Regions from separate parts of the Mus musculus genome. Here all the other regions are linked to region 1. The links are chromatin loops, found by intact Hi-C in ENCODE. Cell type or tissue: left cerebral cortex. All regions are shown on one strand.

The links. Hi-C counts contacts between places; a loop is a spot of excess contacts. Peaks named below come from ENCODE experiments on the same cell type or tissue, not always from the same donor. Only the 100,000 strongest peaks of a DNase experiment are listed, where the experiment ranks them.
Region 2: it touches region 1 in a loop (2.8-fold over the local background); 2 of 42 quality-filtered maps call a loop at or near these places.
Region 3: a loop joins it to region 1, with 3 times the contacts of the local background. A loop is called at or near these places in 2 of 42 quality-filtered maps.

What each region holds. Positions count from the first base shown.
Region 1 is chr2:128,846,262-128,851,261 of GRCm38, reverse strand. It overlaps Tmem87b (transmembrane protein 87B), which reads right to left. Exons shown (of 19, transcript NM_001355629.1): 16 at 4,463-4,533; 17 at 2,205-2,257; 18 at 928-958. Among named protein-coding and RNA genes, the nearest start is that of Fbln7, 15 kb to the left of the region's middle. In left cerebral cortex, no CTCF peak of the experiment used is centred here; a DNase peak (open chromatin) is centred at 2,379.
Region 2 is chr2:129,098,971-129,103,970 of GRCm38, reverse strand. It overlaps Polr1b (polymerase (RNA) I polypeptide B), which reads right to left and starts at 2,975. Exons shown (of 15, transcript NM_009086.2): 1 at 2,708-2,975; 2 at 841-1,008; 3 at 247-393. The coding sequence starts at 2,884. Gm46764 (predicted gene, 46764) reads left to right here and starts at 3,028. Exons shown (of 3, transcript NR_168333.1): 1 at 3,028-3,137. In left cerebral cortex, no CTCF peak of the experiment used is centred here; DNase peaks (open chromatin) are centred at 2,453 and 3,000; H3K4me3 peaks cover 1,442 bases; H3K27ac peaks cover 215 bases.
Region 3 is chr2:129,116,150-129,121,149 of GRCm38, reverse strand. Polr1b (polymerase (RNA) I polypeptide B) reads right to left here. Exons shown (of 15, transcript NM_009086.2): 11 at 3,052-3,222; 12 at 1,954-2,110. Among named protein-coding and RNA genes, the nearest start is that of Chchd5, 11 kb to the left of the region's middle. In left cerebral cortex, a CTCF peak has its summit at 2,645 (motif pointing left); no DNase peak of the experiment used is centred here.

The DNA.
Region 1 (5,000 bases):
GTCAAATGCTGGTGTTAGCTCTAGAACCTACAAAAATGTTCTAACAAGTCACTATTTAATCTTTTTAATAGACCTAAATTTAGGGAAGTATTAGATAAAAACCATGCTGCCACTCCCCAGCCCCTGCACCCCACTAATACAGTAGGTCAATTATTAGCAGAGACTGGAAAGGTCAGCTTCCTTCTACCTAGCAAATGAGTTTAGGTTCTCTGTGAGAGGCAGAACTGCAGCTAACAGGGACCTCATGTGACAAACTTGTCTCATGCTACTGCATCCGTAGTTATTATCAAACCAATGCAAGTGCACCACTAACTGGCCTTCCACACATCCCTGCAGGTCACAGATCCTCCACCCTGCTGCCCACCCTGCTACAAGAGAACACAGCACTGCTTCAGGACCACTTCCCTCTCGGTACGGCCACTCTCCAGCCAACGTGCTGTGCCCCACCTGCTAACAGCTGCTCCCGCTCTGACCAAGCCAATGCTCTGTCATTTATCTTTTAGTCCATACACTGCAGGTGTGCCCTACCCTGGGCTACTCTGCAATGTCCAGATGACACATAATTAACTTTTCCTTCCAAAACCTTTATTTAAATTTCATGCTTAGTAAGTAAAGCTGGAAAGAAACTATTCCAATAAATTATCTACACATTTTCAAAAGCTAAACAACGGACACATAAAGCCTTAAAAAAGACTTTCGAACAAAATCTCATGAAATGCCTCTTCCCTTCATTACACCCAGCAGCTTTGAGCCTGTTTCTTTGCCTGCAGTGAGGCTTTGCCCACAACCCTTCCGACCTCAGCCGGCTCTACCTCCTGCCACTTGCTCAGCTGGTCATTTCTTCAAAAAGTTATTTTTAGAATTAGCTTCTAAAATACATTGTGAAAACAGCAACAGCTCTAGGAAAATAAGCAACAGAATGTTTACCTCATCTGAGTCCACTAACACTGGGAGAGCTCTGAAACAAAAGAGACAAGGACAGTGTCACTCATACAAGGCCTGAGAGTCAATGAAAACCTACTGGGATAATGGCCAAGAATGGAGCACCCAGGCTCACTACTGTGAGTTCTCTAGAAGCATCAGATGAGCCACTTAAAATCCTTCAGACTCTACAGTCAGAGCTGTGGGGCAGCAGGGCATCTGGGAGGGTCCAGAGTTTGGAATACCGGCAGTGTTCTACCTTTCGATTACATAAAGGCTCTTATTTAAAAACCTCACTGGCATCTACCTAGGATGTGTATTTTCCAGAATGTGTATTCCTTTAAAAATGTTCAGTCTAAAGTTAACAGAACTATTTTAAAAATCTCAACTTTAAATAGAAACAAGCTAGTACAGGTGCAGTTCTCCTGCATATGGGGCAGCTGCCTACAAACTCACAAGTATTCCACACACTCCCACCCCACCCCGTTTATTTCTTAACCCTTTGCTACTGGTATCTGAGTGATGATCTGCTATTTAACTAGAAAACTCACATTTTGTGCTCTTATGAAAATGAGGAGAGTACCACGTTATTCAAAGGTAGTATTTCTTTTTTATGGAGAATATCTGTTTAGAGATGTGTTGGTTTATTGTTTGTATGAGTAGGTGTGTGTGCCTGGACCACGGGTGTGGAAGTCAGAGGGCTACACAGGAGCTGGTTCCTGCCTTTCACCCCTGTGAGTCCCTGCAATTGAACTCCGGTTGGCAGGCTTGGCAGCAGGCGCCTTTACCTGTTATGGCAGACATAAACACACCTAAATTTCCCAACATTTAGGGATGAATTATAAAGAACCTTGAAGCTAGGGGAAAGATAAAACAAATACATAAACAAATAAAACTGCCACATAAAACACAGCCCACATAACACACAGGGATGGATATTACAACTGCAGCCTCCTTCTGAAGCCTTCAAAGCCCAGGCTGGTGAAACAGCTCAGTGGTTAAGTATGCCACCAAAATGGTGACTTGAAATGGCTGTACAATGGAAAGGCAGAGAAAGGGGTCAAGGCCATGTTCCGCTCTCTGAGAAGTAGTGATGGGGTCCTATATCCATCTATTCATATACACATATACATACATATATACACACACATGAATACTTGTTCATATACACTCACACATGTGCACACACACACAAACACACTCACGCACCCGCCCTAAGATACACTGAGTGAAATCCCCTTAAGCCAGAGCCTGAATTCTAGATTTGAACAGAGGATATTTACACATCTGTGAACGAAGAGGGAATGTTTTCTTCCACCCACTTCAAATCTTCATCCTGGAGAAATAAATATTTATATTTAGTTTTTGCTACATCTTAGCTGAGAATGTAGTTTCTGGCATCATGTCTGTAAGTTTAAGTACTTACATCAGATGCATAGAGTCTGTTGTATGTGCTCTAGAACCCTGCGTAGGCACCGTATACCAAGTGCAATGTTTCATACATAGACAGAAAATTGCTGATTTTTCTGTGTCTTGGTTTTAGCTAAGAACATAATTGTTCTTTTCCCAAGAAGCAAAATTAAAATGCAGAATTGATTTGTAAGACCGAAAATAGCAAAGGTTTATTTTGATTTTCTTGCTTCTACCCCTCATTATGCCGACTTTGTAAAAATGATTTTTGAGTTTATACTTTTTTCAACAGAAAACTATACTGGGCAATGCTCTAACCTTGTAAAGCACTGAGCAGAGCACCTCCGCTTGTGTTCATATTCCCACAGGAGACAAGAGAGGCAATCATGTCAGGCAGTGGCGGTGCATGCCTTTCATTACAGCACTCAAGAGGCAGAGGCAGGTGGATTTCTGTGAGTTTGAGGCCAGAAACCCTGGTCTTAAAAAACAAACAAACAAACAAGTAAACCCCCTCCCCCCCCAAAGCCAATCAGCTGGGGTAGTCAGATGTTTTTCTTTTCTAATAAGAATTGACTTCTAGTTATTATACTTAGAAAAGAGAAATAAGAGTGTAAAATAAATGCAATTTTTCTTTCCTGTATACCTGACTACCTGGTTTGGTCTAATTGCAGCACTAAGCACTTTGCTGACTGAGACAAGACAATTGAGCCCATTTCTGTGAGTGGTTTCCAGGTAGAAATTAGTAATGAAAAATAAGACCTCTAATTTCTGATCAAAAGCCAACCCTTAGTTTAAAAAAGTGAGTAAAAATTCTCCGATGTGTTTGTGACTAGTGAACTTTAAATAAACTGATATATATCACCAAAAGGAAAATACCTAACAAGTCCAACAATAAGTATCCCTCAGTGAAAACTCTCCGGGCAAGAAGTATTTTAGGTCTCACGTCTGGTATTTCTGAGTACTTGCACATGCATGATGAGACAGCACAGGGATGGGAGCCAAGGTGAAACATAAACTTCATTTATAACCCAGACACTTTATGTGAGAGGCCAAGGACAGTTGTACACAGTCTTTGTGAGAGTCAGGAAGATGAAACCAAGCGTCACAATAGTTTTCCCACTCGTGGTGTCATGCTGGTGCTCACAAATTGGGGGACTCTGAATTTTCAGATTAGGGTGCTCTCTGCCTGCACACTAATACCAGATGAAAAAAACCACAGCTTTTAAATTACCATGAAACCACTCAAAGAATACACATCACAGACAGCCAAAAATAAACATAAGGGCAGTGTTGTCATTCAGCACCTGCCCTGGGGACTCCCACACAACATGTCCTTTTTATATAGTGACATTCCAGGGCAGCAGAGTGTAAGAGTGTGTAAGGCTTCACCCTGCCTAACTACCATCACCATCACTTCTGCCACGGCCTGCACCTATAAGGTGTTCTAAGGCTCATCTCTGAGCCAGGTGTGGCAGTGCAGACCTTTAATCCCAGCACTCAGGAGGCAAAGCAGACAGACTGAAGCAAGTCTGATCTGTATAGTGAGCTCTGGGTTTACCCAAATGGTGGCTCACAACCAGGCATAACTGGTTCCGGAGGTTCCAGACTCTGACCAGAGGGCACCAGGCACACATGTGGTACACATACTACATATACATAAGAATAAATAAAATAACTTATAAACTCATCCCTGCCCTATACTCTACAGTTTACTCATGCTCTCAAGGCTTTAAGAAGTGAATGGGACATACGAAGTCCTTTTCCCAACAGGTAACCATCTGTACTGTACCTAAGGAGGCTTCAAAAGAGATGGCTTGGATATGCTTAAAAGCCACCACTGCCTTTCTTTTACCAAGACAAAGCCTCAGTCTGGGATGGACCTGGTAGAGCCCTGGCTAGCCATGCACTCAGACACAGCAGCACTGGGGAAGCTGGGGCTGTTGGCCAAGCCCAGCCCGACAGATGAGGACAGACAAGAGAAGCACTGCCATCATGGCCTCAACTTGCACCTCGGGTGGAAACAGCTGATTTAAAAACACACCTCAGCAAAACCTCCCTTGACAATCAGTGACTCTGGCATGGAAACAGACTCTAGAGTGTTAGACAAAGACTACTAAATACAGATACTCACAAAATTATCAGACGTAGGTTTAGCTGTTCCGTTTGAAACCGTTTTTGAGGCTCTTAGTTTTATTCCCTCAGCTACAATGAGAAACATCAGAGACATATAAAAGATTAGAAAATTATAACTTCACACTTAATACCCCAATAAGAAAAATGATTATTTTTTAAAAGCAAGTTAGGATTAGACACTTTGGCCAGAGGAGGAGCTTCATATGCCATTTCAGAAATTAAAAAGCAGCATAGGGAAAGCTGGCAGGCTTCTGAATTGATTCAACAATCAACAATTTACGGGTACAGTAGTACTTTGACCTACATAATGCACAGTGTGTCAGTGCACAGTAGGGTGTTATATCACTTCAAAATGATAATTTCTTTGTACTGGAGTTGAAGCTATTTTGAAGGCAATGAGCTACTATAGTCACCCTATTGTACAACCACGAGGCCTTGTCCTCTTGTCTAGCTAGAATTCTGTCTCTTTTAAGCAACTGTTGTCTACTACTGTTCCTGCTTTTCTCCTTGCCTCAACCTTTTTTTATCTCTGCACC
Region 2 (5,000 bases), 250 kb before region 1:
TATACAGCATGACCCCTCGCATCCCACCTCCCAAAATAAAAAGGATGGAAGGAAGGCAATAAAAGAGAATTTGAGTTGAAAGTGTAGCTTGTCGGCAGACTTAAGTTTCACACATGCACAGGCTCAACACGGCTTCAACAGACTGTGGTAAGAGCCACGCACAGTACAGACATGATGACACCAGTGGTCCAGCCTCCTGTTTCCTCACCTTCGCTGCTGCCCCACAGCCTCGATCCCTGCACTCACCTCTGCCTCCTCATGGTGCTCAATGAGGACTCGAGGAGGAAGGTTGTATAAGTTGCAAAGCTTGGACTTCACCATGATGGGAACATAGCCGAGAAACTGTTTAATGATCCCTTTGGGGACTCCATTCACGGCCCAGCTGATATCAGCCTAAATGGGAATAAAAGAAAAAAAAGATATCATGACCTACAAGAATAAATATTTAAATAAAATTTTAGCTGTATTTGTTTATATTTTGACTGCTTTGCCTGCATGTATGGCTATGCACCAGATGTGTGTCTGAACCAGTGGAGGCCAGAAGTGGGTATTACATCTGCTGGGACTGGAGTTACCGGCAGCTGTGAACCACCATATGGTGCTGGGAACCAAACCCTGATCCTCTAGAAGAAAAGGCAGTGCTCCTAACCACTGAGCCATCTCCCCAGCCTCACAAAAGAGCATGTTACAAGGAGGAAGAGGCCACAGGGAAGTGACTTCATGTTTTGGATGACACACAGTCCCTTTAGATGAAGATACAATCACTTCAGTGGCACCAGCCCTAGTCTCAGAAGTGTGCAGGGACAGCCACCTGCTGTCACTATGTCACTAAATGCTCACCGTCAGCCTCCCTCGGTAGGTGCTCTTTCGGCCACGACACTCAGCTGGATAAACGTTGAGATCTTTGCAGATGGTCCCTTTGGGCACTGAGGGTGGACTGATGACAGCATCCACAATGGTAAGAGATATGCGCTCATCTTTGAAAGCAAATTCAAAGGGAGGTATGGCCTGAAAGACAATTCACGCTGCTAAATCACTTGCATTTTTCAACGCACTTTTCACTAAGACTCCCCGAAATCACCACTTGTGGTCTACACTCACTGACATCTACCACACCAATGCAACAAATCCAAAAGGGACAACTAAAGTTACAACCAACTGGTAACTTGGCCAACTATTTAACTTTTTGGATGGTGCGCTATGTATTTGATTTGCAGTAGGTTCTACGGACACAGAAAAGGCTGAGCTAAGCATCTACCTTCTCTGCTTTTCAGGGGCAAGTATAGGGAAACTCTTCTCATCTAAAAGCTCAGCTTTGTATATTTTATTCCCTCACACTGAAGCCTGGCAGTTCGAAGAGTTCTAAATGGCTTCCATATTGTCAAGTCTCAGTCTGGCAGTCAAAGCTCTCCAACATATCCCCATCCTTTGTTCTCACAATACAGTTGTTTGGTAACGAAAGCTCAGGGTACTGTCTACTACATATTTCTCTCCCTGAACCTACCCTGCCTCCTGAGGGAGGGCACCATCTTCTTCCCTTAGCCTTATCTAATGCAGAGCTTTCTAAACACCTGGATTAGTCGCAGCATTTCCCTTGTACTCCTGACTCAGAAAGCGCCACATCTTAGAGCAGTTCTCAAAGAATATGGCACTGACTGCTTGCTGGTGCCTGCTACCGTTACACAACCAACATCCAAAGTGAGGAGCAATTACACCTGAGAGGTGTCTTACTCTCAGAGTGCCGTGCCAGGAAAAACTAAAGATGCCAACAAAAAGAGACCTTCCCCGTCCTTACTCTGCTACCACTGTTACAATGATTCCCCTGGACTTTTTATCTTCCTCAACATGACCAACTCAGAACAGGTGGCAAGTTTTCCTCTTGCAAATTCTTAAAGAGAAAGAAAGCGGGCAGCGAACGCCTTTAATCCCAGCACTCGGGAGGCAGAGGCAGGCGGATTTCTGAGTTCGAGGCCAGCCTGGTCTACACAGTGAGTTCCAGGACAGCCAGGGCTATACAGAGAAACCCTGTCTCGAAAGAAAAAAAAAAAAAAAAGAAAGAAAGAAAGAAAGAAAGAAAGAAAGAAAGCAAGCAAGCAAGCAAGCGGGCGATGGTGGCACACACTGTTAATCCCAGTGCTCGGGAGGCAGAGGCAGGCAGATCTCTGAGTTCGAGGCCAGCCTTGGTCCACGGAGCTCCAGGGCAGCAAACGCTACACAGAGAAACCTTATCTCGAACCGTCTCCATTCTCCCGCCCCAAAAAGAAAACTTTAAGGGAAGCAAACTGAAGGATGTGCTTGCTGCAGTCTGTCTGATCAGCTTGGAACCTTGTGAGGTAGTTTTAGAACGTAAGACTCCAGGTGTGAAAAGGCGCGAGTGCTGGGAATGGTGGAAAACACAGTTCCAAAAAGATCACTTCCTCACTCTCATCTCACAGTACCCAGAAATGGTTCGCCCCAAACCAGACTCGTACTCATATATAAATCCAGGAGTCACAAATACAAGTTTCCCTACACCACTAGGCTTATGAGTTGCTTTTTTTCTCTGAACTACCCAAAGCAATGCAGGGTGAGTTCACGTCCCTATTTGTGGTCATACTGTAGGCACCCCTCACCCCCCCACCCCCCGGCCACTTCTCCCAACCGCAGGGACGCTCCAGGACCCCCCAGGCCAAGGGTAGAGCTCTGGAGCGCAGTGCACGGCACTCACCTGCACCGCGTGGCTCAGCCCCTCCAGCGCCGCGTAGTTGAAGGAGTCCACGTGCGCCCGCGTCAGGTCCTGCAAAGCTGCCTTTTGCTGCTCTGGGGGAATCCCGTACGAGGGGTCGGTTAAATGCTTTAGGCTGGGCCCGCTGGGCAGGTTCCGCCACCGGCCGTCGACATCCATGCTTCTGCCAGTCCCGGACGGGAGACCGGAGCTAGGACGCTACTCGTGGCTGGCTGGAATGGCCGGACCAACCCCACAGCCACCCTACCCCGTGGCCTTCTGGGAAATGTAGTTCCTCTTGTTCGGCCCGCCCCACACTGGTCCTTTCTTTTCTCAGAGTCGACTGGAAACTTACACCATGGCGTGATTAGACCGGTTAAAACTACGCGCAGACATGAAGACACGCCTTTAATCCCAGCAATCAGGAGGTCAGGTATCTGTGAGTTCGAGACCAGTCTGGTCTACAAAGAGAGTTCCAAGTCATTCAGAGTAGTTACACAGAGCTGTCTTGAAACACCGGGGTGGGGGTGGGGGTGGGGGTGGGGGTGGAGAGAGAGAAAGAGGCTTCGCTGTTTTGTAACCTGCAAACCATACTAAATCCTGCTCCACTTTAGTGTGTGACCTCTGTGACCCATATTAGCTTAATTCGTTAATTAGGACCTGATACAAGACGTATCTTTAAAGGTTCCCTTCTGTCCCATTCTGGAGTTTTCCTATTGCACCCTGATGCAGACCTCAGGAGACTCTGGATTCTTGGCTTCAACTAAAATGGAGGTGTGGGGCACCAACCTGTCATTTCTTCTCAACTTGTCTGTTTATTAAAATAATATTTATTTATTTATTTTTGTTTCTTTGTTTTTTGAGTCAGGGTCTCTATGTAGTCCTGGCTGTCCTAGACCAGGCTGGCCTGGAACTCACAGAGGTCCATTGTCTTTGCCTGAGTGCTGGGTTAAAGGCATGTGTCACCCCCAGCCCCCTCTTTCTCAAGTCTTTGTTTTTTTGTTTAGTTTTTCTCATACATTGCATTCCAACTGCAGTTTCCCCTCTCTCCACTCCTCCCAATCTTCCTCCCCACCCCCCTTCTCCTCCAGATCCACTCCTCCTCTATTTCCCTTCAGAAAAGAGCAGGCCTCCCTGGTATATCAACTGAACATGGCATAACAGGTTACAATAACACTAGGCACAATCCCTCATATCAAGTCTGGACAAAGCAAATCAATAGAAGAAAAGGGGTCCCAAGAGCAGGCAAGAGAGTCCAAGACAGCCCCTGCTCCTACTGCCAGAAGTCCCCCAAGAGCACCAAGCTATACATCCATAACATGAATGCCGAGGACCTAGCTCAGAGCCACACAGGCTCCAGGACTGTCTCTTCAGTCTCTGTGAGCCCCTCTGAGCCCTGCTTAATTGATTCTGTGGGCTGTGCTTATGTCTACTCAACTCTTAATGCATGAAGCACATCAGCAGGACGGCAAGCAGTAACCAGGCCATGCTACCCAGAAGAAAGGAAGCCACCCCAGCCTGCTTCTGGGCAATCAAGAGCAAGAGGTAGGAAGGTGGTTGGATAGTGTCAGAATTCGTGCTGTTTCTAGTGTTTGGCTTTTACAAATATCCATTTTTCTATGTGTGTGTTTTCAATTCCCTTAGGTATCAGAGCTAAGAACCACGTTTCTGTGTCATATTACCTATGTTTACCTTTCTGAAGCCCTGTGAAACTATTAAAGTGAGCTGTACAACTTCACATTTCCCCTTAGCAACATCATTACTAGTACCTGGTACTATCTTCTGATTATAGCAATCTTATTATTTGCACAATGGTATCTTTTGTGAGCCCTGGTTAGCATTTTCCTAGACTCCAGGGCCTAGAGGATAATAGTGTCAAATATCATTTCATGTGTTTAAGGGTTGATGGCATATTTCCTCTGAAAAACGTGAAGGGAATCAATCCCTTTCTGAGAATTGTTGAGCTTTTAGATGCTTTCTGTGTTTTCATGTTGTATCTACAGGTATGAACAGGAACGTGTATGTATTTATCCTATGTGTGGAGGCCAGGGGATGGCAGGCTCTGTCTTCCTTTGAGACAGGGACTGTCAATAGCTTAGAGCCACTGAAGAAGTTAGGCTGGCCAATGAGCCCCTGGGAGCTGCCTGGCTCTACCCTCCGCCCCCCCCCCACCCCCCCCGTGCTAGGGTTAAAGCTATGTGCCACCAGGCCTGGAATTTTTTTAAGTGAAGGTTGACTATTAAACAGGTCCCCATGCTTCAAGGAACACACTTTACCAACTGAGCTATCTTCCAGC
Region 3 (5,000 bases), 270 kb before region 1:
AAACAACCCAACAAACAACCCACCCAGCAGAAGGCCTAGACTGAAAGACAACCTGAGTTCAGGCCCCAGAACCAGCATAAAGTCAGGAAGAGAGACTACTCCACAGAGCTGCCCTCTGACCTCCACCCTCATGCTGCCCTCTGACCTCCACCCTCATGCTGCCCTCTGACCTCCACCCTCATGCTGCCCTCTGACCTCCACCCTTATGCTGCCCTCTGACCTCCACCCTTATGCTGCCCTCCGACCTCCACCCTCATGCTGCCCTCTGACCTCCACCCTCATGCTGCCCTCCGACCTCCACCCTTATGCTGCCCTCTGACCTCCACCATCATGCCACAGCGTGTACACCCACACACATAACCTGCACACACAGCAAGGTGAATAACCACAGGGACTTTTATGAAAACGCAAGTCTTTAAAGAGGAGGAGAAATAAAGAGGAAGAAGCAAGTTTGGAAGCCCTTGAAAATGCTCCAAAGTTGATCACTTTTTTTTCTCATAAAGACCAGTAAATGCTATTGGAACACAAAAAGAATCATGTTTAGACATACAGTCAATCTGAAAACAAAAATAAAGTACAAGTCTTTTTATTTTATATTTTTGAGACAAAGTTTCTCTGTATAGTCCTAGCTGTCCTGGGATTCACTCTGTAGACCAGGCTGGCTTCAAATTCAAAGATCTGCCTGCTTCTGCCTCCCAACTGCTAGGATTAAAGGTGTGCACCATCTCGTCCAGCTTAAGAATAAGTCTTAAAGAGAGAAAAAACAGTACACTGGACAGGGAAACTGTACTTTACAAGCCCTGCCTTCTAGTTAGACACAACAGACTAAAGCAACACTGAAATAAAAGAATATGTCCACTCAGCACTATACAGCCAGCAAAGATTTCCTTCAGGTGAGTGTGAAAAAGACATCTCAGAATAAGGACAAGAGGATCTGTAGTCACATACCCATGCAGTAAACAACAAATCTGTCACAAGGATGCAGGACGTGATGTGGGACATGTACACCTGTAATCCTGTGACGACAGACAGAGGCCAAAGGATACTGATTCAAGACCAGCTCAAGGAAGGCCATGAGAATGTCAAATGCTCAGAGCGTGACTCAGACGAAATGAAGAGTAGAGAAGGTACGTGATTTGACTATAATGGCCTAAGTCACAAAAGCTCAGACAAGCCATTTTCTTTAAAAATGTAAATGTCACAAACAAACTGAAGAGTTCCTCTGCATCAAGGGAGACACACTAGTAGAACACAGGTGACTGGCCATGGGCCTTTGGTGCTTCACCCCACTTCAAAGTGAGTAAGGATGAAAACATTGAGTGCATGCTGCTCTTGCACTCAGTCTCCAGTACCCACGCCAGGATCACAACTGACTAACTCCAGCACCAGAGGCACTCAATGCCCCTGGCCTCTGCAGACACCTGCATCTACACACAGTACCCACTTGTGGACACATAAGTGTAATTTAAAGTAAGATTTTTTTTTTAAAATAAGGAAGTCAATGCTAGGGACTGGAGAGATGGCTCAGAGGTTGAGAGCACTGACTGCTCTTCCAAAGGTCCTGAGTTCAATTCCCAGCAACCACATGGTGGCTCACAGCCGTCTCTAATGGGATCCGGAAGTCCTCTTCTGATGCGTCTTAAGACAGCTACGTGTACTCATTTACATAAAATAAATAAATCTTAAAAAAAAAACCCAGTTAATGCTAAACTTCCTAATTCTGATAAATATCCTAAGAAAGTCCTAACAGTGGGGGACACGCACTGAACTGTGGAGGAGGGCACCACCACGCTTGAAAAAGCAACTGGGCAAGCTGGTAACAGAACAGACGTCTCATCTGTGGGCATTCTTCGTAGTATTCTTGAAGCTTACTGTAAGTCTGAAATCACCTCAATGTAATTTACAAGTGCTTTCTGTGCTCTCATGTGCCGACCCTCACCCCGCCCACCTTACCCATCTGGCACTGGTACATGTTCCGAGGACTCTGGTTGTGATCCGAGAAGGGGATGAAGTTGGCGATCACGCTCAGCAGGCTGTGAGGGAAGAGCTCCTGGTGTGTGGAGATGCCACCAAACACCTCGTCCTCAAAGATGGCGACGTTCATGAAGAGCTGGAGCAGAGGGAGGGCAGGAAGAGAGGCACGGAACAACTGTGGTGGTCTTGCTGCTTCCCAGAGGCTGGCCCTCGAGGCTGCACAGTGCTTACATCACCCAGACCAGGAACGACCTCTGCCAGAAGCATGGGGAACATCCAGACAAATGTCCCACTCGCTGCTATTAAGGTGCTGGAGTCGGAACCCAGAGCCTGTGAATGCCAGGCACTCCGCCACTGAGCTATCTCCCGAACGCTTTCCCCTAAGACACTCATCCCGCATCTACCCTGTCCAATGTGAGGGGCCAGAGAGGAGGATAAATGTTCATTTATTTTGGATAGGATTTCTCTGAGTAGCCCTCCCTGGTGGCTCTGCCTCCCCGGTGCTGGGATTAAAGTGCACCGTGATACCCAGTTTCTTTTGTTTTAAAGTAGGCACAAGGGCTGGAGAGATGGCTCAGCGATTAAGAGCACTGACCGCTCTTCCTGAAGTCTTAAGTTCAATTCCCAGCAACCACATGGTGGCTCACAACCATCTGTAATGGGATCAGATGCCCTCTTCTGGTGCGTCTGAAGACAGCAACTGTGAATTCACACACATTAAATAAATAAACAAACAAACAAATAAATAAATATTTTTTAAAAAATAGGCACAAATCTATTTGTCAATGGCAAAGATGCAGGTGACAACTGAGACCTGAGTTAACGGGATGCCTTGGTCTCACCAACTGTGACAGAGCCAAGTGAAAAAGAACCGTGAACGCTGGGCAGCATGAAGGGCAGTCATGCGAACACCACGCCTCCCGCAGGTTCCTGGAAGCGTGGCAAGACAGCAAGACTACTTAGAGCCGGGCAAAGAGAGCCTGGAAAGTCAGTCTGACCTCCTAGCAAACGCTTTAAAACGCGATACCGAGCCTCTGAAAGCTGTTCTCCATAAGCAACACTGCAGCTGGTCCCTACCTGTTCCATGGTTCCAATGAGCTCTTCTCTGCCCAGTTCCAAGTTCTGCACAGGCCTCACCAGCCTGCAGGGAGTGGTAAAGAGGAACAGACCTGGGTACAGACTTGGTTTTCCTGTCATGGGAATCAGGGCCACCTCCATCCAGGGAGGAATTCTTTTTTCTCTCAACACCTGGTTTAACAAAACAGAGTTTAGTGAAGAATAAATGTATGTCTTATCTCAGCTTCCCTGTCACGAGAAGCCAGGCAGAACAGGAAAGAAAAAGATCTAAGAGATGACGTCATTGGGTAATAAACCTAGCACTCCAGAGCCACAGTTGTCCATCCCAGTCTCAGCCACAGACGAGGCCACTCAGCCCTCGCGAAATGGCAAAGGAGTGTTTTCAAAAAGGCAAGTTATTCTCCTGTTTGAAACATGAGTTAATAAATTTCCTTCCAAACAATTACACGAAAAGAATCCTATATTTGGAAATGAACAAACAAGCAACAGGGATGCAGAAAGGGCTACACAGCTAAGAATACATACAGTAGGCACTGTATTCACAAGTGCATACCAAAATGCAGACATGCACATACACACACACATATATTTTTAAAATCACAAAGCACACACACACATACAACATCAACAACAAACCCAAAACAGGGCTGGAGAAATGGCTCGGTGGTTAAGAGCACTTACTGGTCTCACAGAGGACCAAGTTTCAGTTCCCAGCACCCATGACAGGTGGCTTATAACTGCCAAGAGCTCTCCCAGAGATGCAGCGCACTCCTCTGGCCTTCACAGACAATGCATGCATGCATAAAAAACAAATCTTAAAATTATTTTTAAAATTCTTAAGTAAAGGGAGAAATACAAACCAAAACAATAATTTGAAAAAGATTCTAAAAACTATATATGCTTAAGGGATCCACATCTCAGCACATTATCAGTGAAGACGAATGGAGACTGCGCAGAGGGAGGAAATGACATTAAAAGGCGACATTCTAGCCCTGGCAGCACTGAGTCCTGAGACCAGCCATGCTGTCTTCAACCTCAGTTAACACAGCCACATCACATCTCTGATGTCTGGGAAGAGGATAAAGCTCACCACAGACACCAAAGAAAGCTCAAGAAAGAGAAAAGAATGAAACACAAATTGATAATTATAGTTGTCCCTGTCTCGGCCTTTCATTGCTTGGGATTAAGCTACCATGTCTAGACCAGACTGAATTCTTTGATTGGTTAATTGTTTTAGATTTACTCATTTACTTAATACGTATGAAAGGTTGCCTGCAAATGTCTATATGTTGTGTCTGGTGCCCATGGAGTTCAAAGGAAGGAGTGAAATCCCCTGAAACCCGAGCTAGACAGTTGTGGACAACCACAGGGTGCTGGGAATTGAACCCAGATCCTGTGGAAGAGCAGCCAGTGCTTTAAACCACTGAGACATCTCTCCAAGCCTTGAATTCTAATGGATTCAGTGTTTGCATGTGTACAGGTCCATGAGAGCCAAAGTGAGAGAGCAGCGGAGGAGTCTGGGAAGCCAGCTCTTCCCTGGGATCTTGTGCCATCTGGGGATCAAGCTCAGGTCACTAGGTCTGAGTGTGTGCCTGTGCCCACTGAGCCATCTCACCAGTCCATGAATTAAATTAACACAAAAGTTAATAATGAACAGAAAAAAGAAAGCCAAACTATAGAGAGAAAACTGTTAAAGTCATTGGCTCAAAAAACCAAGATAAAAATATTGTGTTCACTAAGACAGGCCTCAGTAGAGGCTGCAAGCTTAGGAAGAGTAGAAATAAAGAACTCTGACTGTAACCCTAGCTTCCTGGGACTGAGCAGGAAGACGGCCAAGGCCTGTGTGAACTAGAGTGAGTGCAGCCAACCGCCACAGTCACAAGCAACTTAGCAAAGAGCAACCAAAGGAGCAGTGGAAATCAGAAATCAGTCAGCGAGAACCATCAGAC